4 separate regions of the Homo sapiens genome follow, and regions 2, 3 and 4 are each linked to region 1. The links are chromatin contacts, found by Hi-C or POLR2A ChIA-PET in ENCODE. All regions are on one chromosome and are shown on one strand. Each heading gives the region's core, a stretch centred on a gene start or an enhancer-like site at or near the end of the contact. The rest is flanking DNA. Distances are from core to core; before and after follow the strand shown.

Evidence for each region. A loop is a pair of places that touch in the nucleus more often than their neighbours do. ChIA-PET counts read pairs that join two places held with the same protein, here RNA polymerase II (POLR2A). Pooled maps may share reads with other maps.
Region 2: a loop to region 1 is called in a pooled map, with 2.3 times the contacts of the local background. The contact joins two enhancer-like sites. A Hi-C loop is called at or near these places in 2 of 50 pooled maps. POLR2A ChIA-PET finds 5 or more read pairs at or near these places in 3 of 52 experiments (OCI-LY7 and activated T-cell).
Region 3: a loop to region 1 is called in a pooled map, with 2.1 times the contacts of the local background. The contact joins two enhancer-like sites. A Hi-C loop is called at or near these places in 3 of 168 maps with a recorded cell type or tissue (gastrocnemius medialis, heart right ventricle and naive thymus-derived CD4-positive, alpha-beta T cell) and 6 of 50 pooled maps. POLR2A ChIA-PET finds 5 or more read pairs at or near these places in 4 of 52 experiments (PC-3, T-cell, activated B cell and 1 more).
Region 4: a loop to region 1 is called in a map of endothelial cell of umbilical vein, with 5 times the contacts of the local background. The contact joins two enhancer-like sites. A Hi-C loop is called at or near these places in 47 of 168 maps with a recorded cell type or tissue (A673, B cell, CD4-positive, alpha-beta T cell and 26 more), 35 of 37 single-sample maps with no recorded cell type and 36 of 50 pooled maps. POLR2A ChIA-PET finds 5 or more read pairs at or near these places in 6 of 52 experiments (CD4-positive, alpha-beta memory T cell, HEK293, MCF 10A and 3 more).

Annotation. Positions count from the first base shown.
Region 1 is chr12:116,235,024-116,238,109 of GRCh38, reverse strand. It overlaps MED13L (mediator complex subunit 13L), which reads left to right. Exons shown (of 31, transcript NM_015335.5): 2 at 405-642. Among named protein-coding and RNA genes, the nearest start is that of MED13L, 41 kb to the left of the region's middle. RefSeq lists a cis regulatory region at 863 and an enhancer at 791-935. Within about 2 kb of position 1,754, at least 7 of the 41 ENCODE cell types and tissues checked have a DNase peak (open chromatin) inside an H3K27ac peak, as active enhancers do; they include endothelial cell of umbilical vein and gastrocnemius medialis, where a contact is called at or near this core.
Region 2 is chr12:116,334,867-116,338,064 of GRCh38, reverse strand. No RefSeq gene overlaps it. Among named protein-coding and RNA genes, the nearest start is that of MED13L, 59 kb to the right of the region's middle. RefSeq lists an enhancer at 844-893. Within about 2 kb of position 1,789, at least 4 of the 41 ENCODE cell types and tissues checked have a DNase peak (open chromatin) inside an H3K27ac peak, as active enhancers do.
Region 3 is chr12:116,122,129-116,125,192 of GRCh38, reverse strand. The region is part of intron 2 of MED13L (mediator complex subunit 13L); the gene reads left to right. Among named protein-coding and RNA genes, the nearest start is that of MIR620, 25 kb to the left of the region's middle. Within about 2 kb of position 1,497, at least 11 of the 41 ENCODE cell types and tissues checked have a DNase peak (open chromatin) inside an H3K27ac peak, as active enhancers do; they include gastrocnemius medialis, where a contact is called at or near this core.
Region 4 is chr12:116,142,213-116,145,505 of GRCh38, reverse strand. All of the region lies in intron 2 of MED13L (mediator complex subunit 13L), which reads left to right. Among named protein-coding and RNA genes, the nearest start is that of MIR620, 4.8 kb to the left of the region's middle. RefSeq lists a cis regulatory region at 3,020 and an enhancer at 2,948-3,092. Within about 2 kb of position 1,950, at least 6 of the 41 ENCODE cell types and tissues checked have a DNase peak (open chromatin) inside an H3K27ac peak, as active enhancers do; they include endothelial cell of umbilical vein, where a contact is called at or near this core.

The sequences.
Region 1 (3,086 bases), core at 505-3,004:
AAAGAAATTATTTCATATATACAAACTTATTTTTAAAATCTTACTTGATTTCTAAATATAATTTGTGAGTTGAATATTGAATGATAACATAGAAAATAGTTTTCTGCATAGAGACTTTATAGTAAGTGTTTAGACAAATTAAATTATTCAACAGGAAATAATGATTATCAGCTTGTTTTATTTTAGTATTTAATGTAAAGAGCTATGTAGAAATCTTGATAGAAAGTTTCTCCCACCTTAAAATTCGAGAAGATTGACATACATTCTTCACTGGGAGGAATCTTATGATATGAAGTTTCGTGTAAATATTTATTTTAGCACAATTGCTTTTCTGTATGGAAGACTGTTTTTAGTGGTCTGTAAGTAAAATGAGAAAACGATTACAATTTTTTGTCTTTTTCCAGGCTGAACTCACGGGAATCAAATGGCGTAGGTACAATTTTGGAGGGCATGGGGACTGTGGACCCATAATTTCAGCCCCAGCCCAAGATGATCCAATTCTGTTAAGTTTCATCCGCTGTCTGCAAGCTAACCTGCTTTGTGTATGGCGTCGTGATGTCAAACCAGATTGCAAAGAGTTATGGATATTCTGGTGGGGAGATGAACCCAACCTAGTGGGTGTAATACATCATGAACTGCAGGGTAAGGTTTCTGTTTTTTTCTTAAAAATTATTTGCATCATATTTTTTTGAACATTGATAAATTTCAAACAGATTATTAAGACTTGTCTAAAAGAACGATCTTAAGTGTTTCATGGATGTCTCTCTCAAAAGGAACATTCTCACCCCTCTTCCTCCCATCCCTGTTTTTTTTTCCTAACTCTTGTCCTTTTCCAGTTATGCTGAGAATCAGAACCTTGTGAACCGCTGCTGTTAAATGAGAGTATTGTGTCTCCTGGGTGCGGTGGGGTGGAAACCAGGCTAAGATCCACTGTTTTTAAATGATAGTGAATTGTGAGTAACTAACAAGACAGTGAATTGAACAGTTACTGTTTTTTTCCTTGGACTGTGGTTGTTATGGTTCACTGCCAGCTGAACTCTTTGGTGGAAAATTGGAGAGTGATACAGAAATTTAGTTTTGAGCCTAATTGGACAAAATTGTGAGATTACATTGAATAGTATTTTGAGGAAAGATGAATATATGGGATCTGGTCTGAATTGGGTGTAGCAAATTTTCTTTTGCTTTTATTTCTGTTTTTCATGTAATTTGGTGATTCCAGGAAACATTGGCTCCGGTGTTGCCTGATTTTTAGCTTCAGATTGCATCTGATATCTGGAAACTGAATTAATGTAAGAGTTTCATTTTTCTGTGCTGCTTTATATATTTACCACAGTTTTATGAGCAGGAACTTTTATCAGTTGTCTTTGAATTTCTGGTAAAAATTTTTACCTTTTTATCTAAGTGTTTCTATTTAGTATGCAAAGGGATTTTCTCAAGCAAGACTAATTCTAATCTTTAGTTAGGGTATTAACTCTTTTTGACTTAGTCTCTTAGAACCATCTTTTATTATCTCCAAACTATATTGTGTTAATCTGTGTCTGAAAAATTTCAGATCGTGTTTGAAATGTTTTGTTACTTGATGTTTTTAATGTTTTTTTTTTTTAAAGGAAGGAGTAAAACTAACTGTAATGTATGTTCGAGGCTCTGTTCTAAAGCTTTTACATTTGCCTGAAGGATTTCCTGCCAACTTTTGCTTGACACCTTGCTAGTTTTTCTTGGCAGCCATTTTTTATCTGTGATATCTCCTGCCACAGCAGCCAGAGGGCGGTAAACCACAATGGACTAATTGAACTGTTTACTTTATGGTCCATTTGTCTGTTCAGCTCAAACCTTTATCCTGATATTTTTTAGGGTATTTGGTCTATAAATAAGAGAACCATTGTGGGTGACATTGCTTGCTTAGCTGGGTAATCAGCAAAGTCCCAGAACTTAACATTCATCTCAAAGCCTGTTCTATGTAGTTAGCAGTTAACTTAGGTAAAATTAGAGTTTCAGAACATCTGGATTCTGTTTATCAGAATTTTAAAAATAAGATGTCACCTAGAAGATAATTACAACATTTTTGTTTGTCCATTAAAATATGAAAACATATTTTTACTTTTTTTCCCTATGTAGTAGAGAGGTATAAAGCTTTTTAAAAAGTGTCTTTCTTATCTTTCATGATTGTTTCTGACTGTCATCTTCTGTTTCTCTGTATTAATCTCTTACGTTTTAGCTTTTTGGTCTGCTCTTTGTTAGTGTGGTACATATAATTTTGTAATGATGAGGAAACCAAACCCAACTGCTAATGAGGGTTATTTAGTTGATAATATAGAATAAATTTATTTATCTATGCCAACGGAGAAAATCGTCAGTGTTCTTAGAAATAGCTTATTAAATTATTGTGTTATTTTTCATGGGCTTTGTTACTGAGTTAACAAAAAGGAGTAGGGCATTTAAATTTTGGGATAGTTGCTTTAGATTGCATGTGTAAATTAATATCTTAAGTATTTTTTGGTAAAGAGTTAAGCAAAGATTGAATTATTTTTAGATATTTTTAAAATTACAGAAACACTACATTTAAGTTAGAAAATTAGGAAAACAGTCATCATATGGAGAGAACAAAGAAATAAAAATACTGAAGTCTGAAAGAGTTTTAGATGTTTTATGTGTAAATGAAATTGGTACCATACAGTTTTTCTAATTTTCTAATTAAATGTAGTATTGTGAATATTTTCTCTTGGGAATGATTACTTTTCTTTGGAGTTTGATAGTGGTATAAACTGTTTATATTTTGTATTCTATCAGGAAAGTATTACAGTAATGGAATAATTATAATTTCATTGAGTGCGTCTCCTCTTTTTAATATGAATTTTGAGCAAGTTTTTAGATTCATTTATATGAAGTGTCCATTTTTGTAGGTAAAAGTAGTTGAAAAAGGTAATGTATGGTTCAACCTAATAACAGAAAATATCTAGCCTTAATTAGAAAAATAAGTCATAAAGACAACTTTGTTTCAAATAAGGGGAAATACGATAGCAGTCATGAAAAACTGAAGGATACAAAGAGAATATTTTAATTGGTAGCCATACAAAGTGGAGATATTT
Region 2 (3,198 bases), core at 540-3,039, 100 kb before region 1:
ATAAGCTGGGCATGGTTGTGGGCACCTGTAATCCCAGCTACTTGGGAGGCTGAGGCACAAGAATTGCTTGAACCCAGGAGGCAGAGGTTGCAGTGAGCCAAGATCTCGCCACTGCACTCCAGCCTGGGCAACACAGTGAGACTCTGTGTCAAAACAAAACAAAACAAAACAAAAAACAGAAAAGCGGACATCCAGGGAAGGGAAAGAAGCCAAGGAGGAGTGTGAGCATAGAAGCAGAAAAGGACACTAGTGTCACATCATGGGGAGCCTCAAGAGCTGAGGATACCACACTTCTTAATTCAGGTGGTTCAGGTAGGCAGTGTCAATCCATATGGAGTGAACCTGTTTCCCATTTCTTCGGGAACCTGCCTTCCCCTTGCTAGAATTACATTTTAGAATTGCAATTAGAATTCCCCCAGCTAGAATTAACATTCTAGGCAGGCTCCCAAAGGAATGGGGATGCTGCTACCAGAAGGGGGAGGCACCCTGGACGGAGAAAGAAGAGAGAGGTCGGCTATCATCAAATCCTTCCGCTCATTCATTCAACAACAAATACGTATTGAACATCAACAGTGGGCCAAGCCTGTGCTTGACATAGAGTCACGAACTCTTAGACTACGGAATCTGCCCTTCAATTTCCCCCTTTCCACTACTGGATTCAGCTACCCCCTGCTTGCCTTCGATTGTTTCAGTTCTTCAAGTTTAAATTTCTGAAAGAGGCCGGATGTGGTGGCTCATGCCTGTAATCCCAGCACTTTGAGAGGCTGAGGCTAAGGCAGGCAGATCACTTGAGGCCAGGAGTTCAAGACCAGCCTGGGTAACATGTTGAAACTCCGTCTCTACAAAAAAAAATACAAAAATTAGCCAGGCGTGGTGGTGCATGCCTGTGGTTCCAGCTACTCGAGAGGCTAAGGTGGGAAGGTCAATTGGGCCCAGGAGGTTGAGGCTTCCGTGAGCCATGACCGTGCCACTGCACTCCAGCCTGGGTGAGACAGCGAGACTCTGTCTCAAAAGTAAATGAATTAATAAATAAATTTCTCAGAGAGGTCTGATTCTCTTGTGTTTTGAGTCTGACTACACGGTAGGTCATGAGCCCAGTCCAATTAGACAGAAAACAGCTGACCGTGGCTCCTCTAAGCAGAGCACCGCAGGCAGGGGAGTTCCCATACAAAGGGAAGTTGGGTGTGACGGACTCCATGTCAACATAACCACCTACAGTCAGAGGGGTCATTGCAGCAGATCAGCCACGTCATCATCCTTTACTGAAGCCATCACATCACTCCCACTAGCAACAGATTCATACCCAGAGTTATCTTTTTTTTGTTTGTTTGAGACGGAGTCTCCCTCTGTTGCCCAGGCTGGAGTATAGTGGTGTGATCTCGGCTCACTGCAAGCACCACCTCCCGGGTCCACGCCATTCTCCTACCTCAGCCTCCCGAGTAGCTGGGACTACAGGTGCCTGCCTCCACGCCTGGCTAATTTTTTTTGTATTTTTAGTAGAGACAGGGTTTCAGTATGTTAGCCAGGATGGTCTCAATCTCCTGACCTTGAGATCCGCCCACCTTGACCTCCCAAAGTGCTGGGATTACAGGCGTGAGCCACCGCGCCTGGCCCATACCCAGAGTTATCTTGATGGTGCTGACTATAATCCTATACTCAGGACATTGGTTCAGTCACAAAGGTTGGGGAAAAATGATTATAAATTCTCCTAATGCAGACAGTGATGATGGTTGGGATGCAAATTATCACTGAGCAATTTTTTTTTTTACCACTGCATTTGCATTAAACCATTTGAATACTACTGAATGATTTATATGTTGAAAGGGACTCTATTCCCCATTGCAGGAGATGAGAGGCACAATTAGCTCATGATTAGTCATCTCTGAAGAAGAGGCATAACGGGTCCGAGTGGGAAAGTAGAAATTCATAGTTTCACCAGGCACGGTGGTGCATGCCTGGAGTCCCAGCTACTCGGGAGGCTGAGAAGAGAGGATCTCCTGAGATGGGAGTTCAAAGCCAACTTGGGCAATATAGCGAGACCCTGTCTCAAGAAAGAGAATGGAAGGAAGAAAGGAAGGAAGAAAGGGAGGGAAGGAGGCAAGTTATCTTAGGATTGCACATTGGGTCTGCCTTTCTAAAGAACAATTTGGCAATAGCTATTAAATACTAAATATACAAAATCTTTTTGATCCAGTAATTCTAGGAATTTGTGGTAAGAACATAATCAGAGTTGTATTGGAAAATATTTCTCCAAGGTGGTTCACTGCAGCATTAATATAATACTAAGCCAGGCGTGGTGGCTCACGCCTGTAATCCCAGCACTTTGGGAGGCCAAGAAGGGTGGATCACGAGATCAGGAGTTCGAGACCAGCCTGACCAAAATGGTGAAACCCCGTCTCTACTAAAAATACAAAAATTAGCCGGGCATGGTGGCGTGCGCCTGTAATCCCAGCTACTCAGGAGACTGAGGCAGGAGAGTCACTTGAACCCAGGAGGCAGAGGTTACAGTGAGCCGAGATCACATCACTGTACTCCAGCCTGAGCAACAGAGCGAGACTCCATCTAAAAAAAAATACATATATATGTGTATATATATATTGTATATGTGTGTGTGTATATATATAGTATATATGTGTATATATGTATGTATATATATTACTAAAAAAATTTGGCCAGGCTCAGTGGCTCACACCTGAGCCCATCACTTTGGGAGGCTGAAACAGGTGGATCACTTGAGGTCAAGAGTTGGAAACCAGCCTGGCCAACATGGTGAAACCCTGTCTCTACTAAAAATACAAATTTAGCTGGGTGTGGTGGTGCACGACTGTAGTTCCAGCTACTCGGGAGGCTGAGGCACGAGACTTGCTTGAACCCAGGAGGCAGAGGTTGCAGTGAGCTGAGATAGCACCACTGCCCTCCAGCCTGGGGCAACAGAGTGAGACTCCATCTCAAAAATAAATAAATAAATAAATTTTTTTTAAAAAAATTAGGAGCAACCTAAATGTCCAATAATTGAAGATTAGCTAAGTAAATTATGGTGCATCCATGTGATAGACTCAGTGCAGTCCAAAAGAAATTATGTGAAAGAGTATTAAATGACATAAGAAAATGTGGTATTTTAAAAAGCAAGCTGGCCAGGCGCAGTGGCTCACACCTGTAATCCCAAAACTTTGGGAGACCGAGGCAGGTGGATCACGA
Region 3 (3,064 bases), core at 248-2,747, 110 kb after region 1:
GGCTACATAATTATTTTTTGAAAAGCTATTACAGGTTTCAAAGTTTTGTGAACCAGACTTAACTTTTTTTTATTATTGGTTAGTTTTCTTTTCTGTCTTAACAAATTTTCACATGTGCAAATTGTTTTATTTTGTAGCACATTCTTAGTGTAAAAATCAATAGTGTTGTAGAAAGCTTAAAAAAGAGACTTTTTAATTGCTTAATTGTACAGACTGCTAACTTTGAAAAAGTATTTTCCAATATTTTGGTTTAACTATGATCTTTCAATTTATGACAAATATTTTTTTCCTGTCAACTACCAAATTCTCTATAAACTACAACCCAGCAACACACATGTGTAAACCAACAGAAGATTGCATTTGTGTGTATGGAAAGGTGGTTCACTTTTTAAAATTCCTTAAGAAAACTGACTTTATATGTTGTCAGTATAATGTGGCTTATGACTTTTTTCTAATTTAAATTAGGGCCTTTATATTTACAGTTAAAACCTTCACCAGGTGCAGGGATTGATGGGCGTTAAGTGAAATGATAGACTGATCTAATTATTCTACATTCTTGTTTTTAACCAAAGTTACATTTTATAAACTGTGGTATAGTAGAAAGCAGTTTTTTTTCTGTCTTGGAGTAGCATTTTATATTAAGGAAAACAAATTATTATCTAGTAAAAGTAGATAACAAAGTGAAGAGAACAAATTATTTTGTTGTAAGATAATGGAAAAAAGGATACTACTGTTGAATTTTCTAGTCCTATAGTGAAAGAAGTGGAAAGAAGGTAGACCAATAGTCATTACTGTTTCAGTGACAAAAATAATTTTGTAATTTCTGCCTCCAAAAAATTGGATTTATAGAATGAATTTCTGTAAGAGTCTTTCTGCAATATTTGCCATAGACTGTCAAGCTGAAATAAAAGCCAAGGTACCCATCAGGTCTCAAGGAGATGGCACTGAGTTTGGTCTAAAGAAACCTTTGTGCACCAAGTCTTCACAGTAGTCAGTCAGTCTCTGTCTCTCTCTGTCTCTCTCTGTCTCTCTCTGTCTCTGTCTCTCTCTCTCTCTCTCTCTCTCTCTCGTCTTTCTCTCTCTCTCTGCAGATGTTATTTTTGCTACATTTGCTATTTTAACCTGTCAGTTAAAAAATAATTACTATGTCAGTATGGCTGGCAGCTCATATAGGAAAAATATGCTGTCTCTTAATCAAAGGTGATTACAGTTTTCCCCTGTCTATAAATGTGCTTGTTGTGTAACGAGAATGCATTAGTCTCAGCCTGATGTACGAAATGAAAGGCAGTAAGAAGCAGCACCATTGTTATCACTCCAGGCGTGTCTAATGAATCGTGTTTCCATGTTCTCTCGGTCACGCCGTAGAGTGCCCTCAGCCAGGGCTAAGCCTCCTGTAAAATGCTCTTTAAGATTATTGTAGCAAGAACAGAAATGCTGCATGGCTGGGGGTGGGGAGAGAATGCCAACGAGACAGCTGCATTTCAAACAGTTACAGCTGCAAGGATTACTCATAGTAATAGCAGTGACAGACAACTGTTTGAGCTTTAGTGTAAAAGGCAATTTGGGGACTTGCCCTGTCAGAATTTTAGTAGCAAGCTTCTGTGTGCACGTGTGTGTGCATGTGCGTGTGTTTTTTATTCAAATTAGTTTGTGTCTGAAGAGTGGAAGGAAATATTTTAAATTTTTACTTCTCAATTGTGCTAATGTTGAAATCAGTAGTTGACTCATCTTTATTAAAATCATTGTCCTAGAGGAAGTTTATAAAATGTTTATTTGTAGCAATGATGAATTTAAATGTATATGTTCTAACTGAATCACATGTCTGCTTTTCCGTCTCAAAATTTATCTTGTGATGATTCCTGTTTTAAAAATATTGGTTTTCCTTGTAATTTCTGAACATACAGCCTTGTTTAATATAGGATCCTTATTTTAAAAATTTATTTCAAATATGATGTAAGCTTATAAAAGTAATGCCTGTCATGAAATCTGGAAAATACTCAAAGAGGTAAAGGAGAAAACAATCATTATTCTAGCAGAGATAACTGTTAATTTTAATCCTTCTGGACCCTTGTTTATGCATTCTAGAGCATATTAAGAGCATGTTAATCATTTTAAAGGTTAAAAATGGTAATCATTTTAAAAAATATTTGGAAGAAGTAGCAAATGGGGACAAATTTGGTTTTGAGAAGTCAATAACAGCCATTGTGCAAGATTTCTTTTTCAGTGTGCAGCTATTAAAGTAACATTGCAGCCTGTTTTCTGTAGCAGTTGTCTTTTGAAGGCCTTGTACAGTTTATCTCGAAATTTAGTTTTATGGTTTCCTTCAATTTAAAGTTTGCTGGCTTTACAGGGAGTCTTGTGATCCATTGAAATGCTAACTTGGGTCGTGTCTCAACTGCTACAATGCTGTGTAGAAACTGTCATTAAAATTCTGGTTATCCTGCAACTGGCAGAGAACCCATGCTGATTCCTTAGGAAGATAGTACACTGTTAAAATTTTGAATCGCAATTGTGCTTCTGTCTGCCAAATATTATCAATATTTGTAATCACTTAAGGTTGCAAATAGTTTGAAATAAATGGAACGTTTTAGTATGTATCTTCTATCCATGATTCTTATTTGTTTGATGAATTGACATCGGGAAGGTTACAATCCATTTCCAACATAGATTTGTTAAGTGATACTGAATATTTTACACTCATGAGCAATTCAAGAAATCAGAGCTCTAAATAGGTTGAAGTTGATATAAGTAATAAGTCCATTTAGTTATTAATGACTTCAAATATAGATTCTACCAGGCAACTGATGGCAGCATAAATTGATCAGTCAGTGGTGGTGTAGTGTTGTAAGTCATTGGATTTTTTTATGTGTGAAGTGCTATATTTCATAATTAATGTAGCATTGTGCTCCTTTGTTACTGAGTTTCTTTGGTAAGTCAGTTTTTAAGAAAGCAGATACTTCAAAATCGTTTATTTATCTTGGTATCCTTCATTTGCTGCAGTTAGATTAAGTGGATACATGTTTCCTTGTTGTAATATCTGATTAGTGTAGTTTTTGGAAGTAGA
Region 4 (3,293 bases), core at 701-3,200, 93 kb after region 1:
AAGAAAAAAAAGCGCTTGAAGCAACTGCTGAGGAACTGTATGCCATTTATTTTAACAACTGTATAGAAGCAGGAAAGCCTAGAATTTTAGTACTGGAAGGTACTTTTTAGATGAGCTAGGCCAAGCATCCGCCTCCCCTGGGCTCGGTTCCAGAATACCTGTTCTAGGTTGCTTTTCAGCCTGTGATGAGGAAATCTTTGTATGCACACCATGGAGTCCTTTTCTTAAGGATATGTAGTGATGTGCATAGAGATTGAGTATCAGGATTCCTTGTTAAGGATTTCCATCTGCCATTTAGGATTATTATTGGTTTGGTTGACATTGGCATTGCCTTATCAAACAATAGATGGTAGGTGGAAGTTTCGCTACCCTGTTTGGTATGAGGCAGATATTAATTTGTTGTTCTGAAGAAGGTGATGTTGGATAAGCCAGTTTTATTTAAATGGCCATATGAAGAAAATAGGATCATAATGTGAAGTCAGTGTACTGACAACAGAGTATGTGCGTATTTTGTGAGATGCACAGATACACGTAATTACCTTATAAGTGGTATGGGATGAATTAAGTGGAGCAACCATGGGACAGAAACAGTACAAGTGATGCAGTGAAGTGCAACTTGAAGCGGTGTTGTAGCATAAATTTTGATTATTAGATAGCAGATAAGTTAAATTCCTTAGATACGGTAATGTACAGCAGCCAGAGAGAGGTTATTTCATGTTGCTAATTGCATATCAGATTCAGTGCCCAGATGACTTACCTTTTGGGAAAACAAAACCCACTCACTTTTATGGAACATATTCTCTGCCAGAGACACTATTTTAAGCACCTTTACGTGTTATCTCAGTTAATCTTTAAAAATGTTTGCATAAAGTAGTTGGAGTTTCAGAAAATGTACTCTGAATTCATAGTAAAAACTACAGTAGGTCAGCTATTAGTTGTATTAGCCACATTGATTAACCACAAACATGCAGAACTTATATTGAGCATGCTTTGAGCCAAGATTTTATGTTTTGGGGTAAGCTTTTTCTTTAGGGAATTTTTTTGTGAGGAAATAGATTTGGGACAAAGATTCTCAGACCAAACTCAGTTTTGGAATCACCCAGAATTTCAGAAATGGGATCTCAGTTCACTATCAGGGTCGAACTGTTGGGAGCTGGGCCCTTTGGGACAGTGAAGGACAAGAGATGGGGGAAATTTGAGGAGTAGTTGGGCACCACCCTTACTTCTCATCCAAAATTAGGATGTGGACTTTATCGGTGATGGCTGAGTTTCATTTAGTAATGAGGAAAGGTTTTTGTGAAACATTCTTTTAAATGGAATCACATGAGTTAATGGTGTGAGTATTTCAGGGCTGTGAGTTAAGCTGTTGGGGCAGTGAAATAGCAGGAATTTCTCAGCTCAGTCAGAATCCTTTCTTGTGTGCTGTGTATGGAACACAGGGGCAAAGGAAAGGCCAAGCAAAGAGAAACTGCCTGTGTGCCTGTTCTGTGGCTCTGGGTAATCACCTGGCTTCTATTAAGTTCTGTAGTATTGGTGAAATAATTGGGGATTTAAAGGAGGTGAACCAGTGTGTGGTCTCTTTTAGCCAATCCATAACCTTTAAGGTACAAGTTGCTGTGATTTTCTTCTTGGAAATAGTTTTTGTATATTCATTTTTCATGGTTTAGGATCTGTAACTTTAATATCCTGTCTATGAATATGAACAACCTAGTGAGGTCCATCCTTCTCTAGAGATATAAGTAATCTCAATTATTCTTCCTTTCTTGCTTTGCGCTGCAGTTTGTTTTCATAGTGACATGTAGCAAGTAGGATCATTGTTTATATCGGTTAGGCCACAAAAGTCATTTAATGAAAAATTTGATGGAAACATTTTAGAAGGGAGTCCCAGAGAATAACGGAAATGAGTCAGCTCTGAGAGGAAGTATAAATTAATGTGATATCAGCTGCTGTGGACAAGCCGGGAACCTAGCTAATGTACTTAATGTTGTTCCTGTAGCACAACAACTTTCTGGATTCCAAATCGTTGACTTACAATTGAAACTTCAGGACACACCCATTATGAATTGGGATCTAAGTAGACTTTCAAGAAGCAGGAGCATGCTAAATTTCTGTGGCTCTGGTAATCATTCATTCATTCTTTCTTTTTCTCACTTTCCCTCTTTTTTTTTTTTTTTTGAGACAAGGTGTTGCTGTGTCCCCTGGGCTCAAATGATTCACCCCTGCCCTGCCTCGGCCTCCCTGAGTGCTGGGATTACAGGCCTGAGCCACTGTGCCTGGCAGGTGTACTATATTTTGAAAATTTCTTGAGGTCCTTTAGTATCTGTATTTCTTGCCCAAATGTTTATTCTACAGTATGTAAACAGTAAAGAAAATAAACCAAATCTGGGCATTTCATCATCAGTGGTTAGCTACTGATGTAGTTCAGAATTAAGCAGTCAACATCGATTATAGAGTCATTTGGCCGAGAGCAAACCTGTAATTCTTTCTGAAGCCAGCAGACCCTGAGCCCACGAAACTTGTCAGTAGATAAGATAAAACAAAAGTCAGTTTTGAGTTCACCTGTTTGATTTGAATATAAGCAAGAGCTTGGTTGCTTGGAGTTCTAATAATTAACTACACTGTAAGAATAGTTTTAAATTTTAAACGTATAATTCCATCATATTATAATGGTCAATTTAATAAATTTGACTTAACATTGCTTTTAAATTGTGTGTAATGTAAAAGTGTCACTTTATTTTTATGCACACATACATCAATTGTGCATACTTGAACTTAGTAGTAAATAAAGTGAACTTTTTTTTTTACTTTTATTTTTTGGAGACTGGGCCTCACTCTTGTCGTCCAGGCTGGAGTGCTGTGGCGCAATATCGGCCTGCTGCAACCTCTGCCACCCCGGTTCAAGCGATTCTCCTGCCTCAGCCTCCTGAGTAGCTGGGATTACAGGTGTGCACCACTATGCCTGGCTAATTTTTGTATTTTTAGTAGAGATGGGGTTTCACTATGTTGGCCAGGCTGGTCTCGAACTCCTGCCCTCAGGTGAGCCACCTGCTTCGGCCTCCCAGAATGCTAGGATTACAGGTGTGAGCCACTGAGTCTGGCTTTTAATGTCTTTTGTCTTGGATAGGGAACAGCTATAGGACTATTGCTATATGCTTACTTGATAAGAGAAATTAGTTGTTCACAAGTATTTGAGTGCTACTATTTACCAGGCACTGTTTGAAGCTTTGAGAATAAAGTAGTGAAGAAAACAGACTAAAATCTTGGTTCCTGTGGATTTTTAGCTCTGGTAGAGA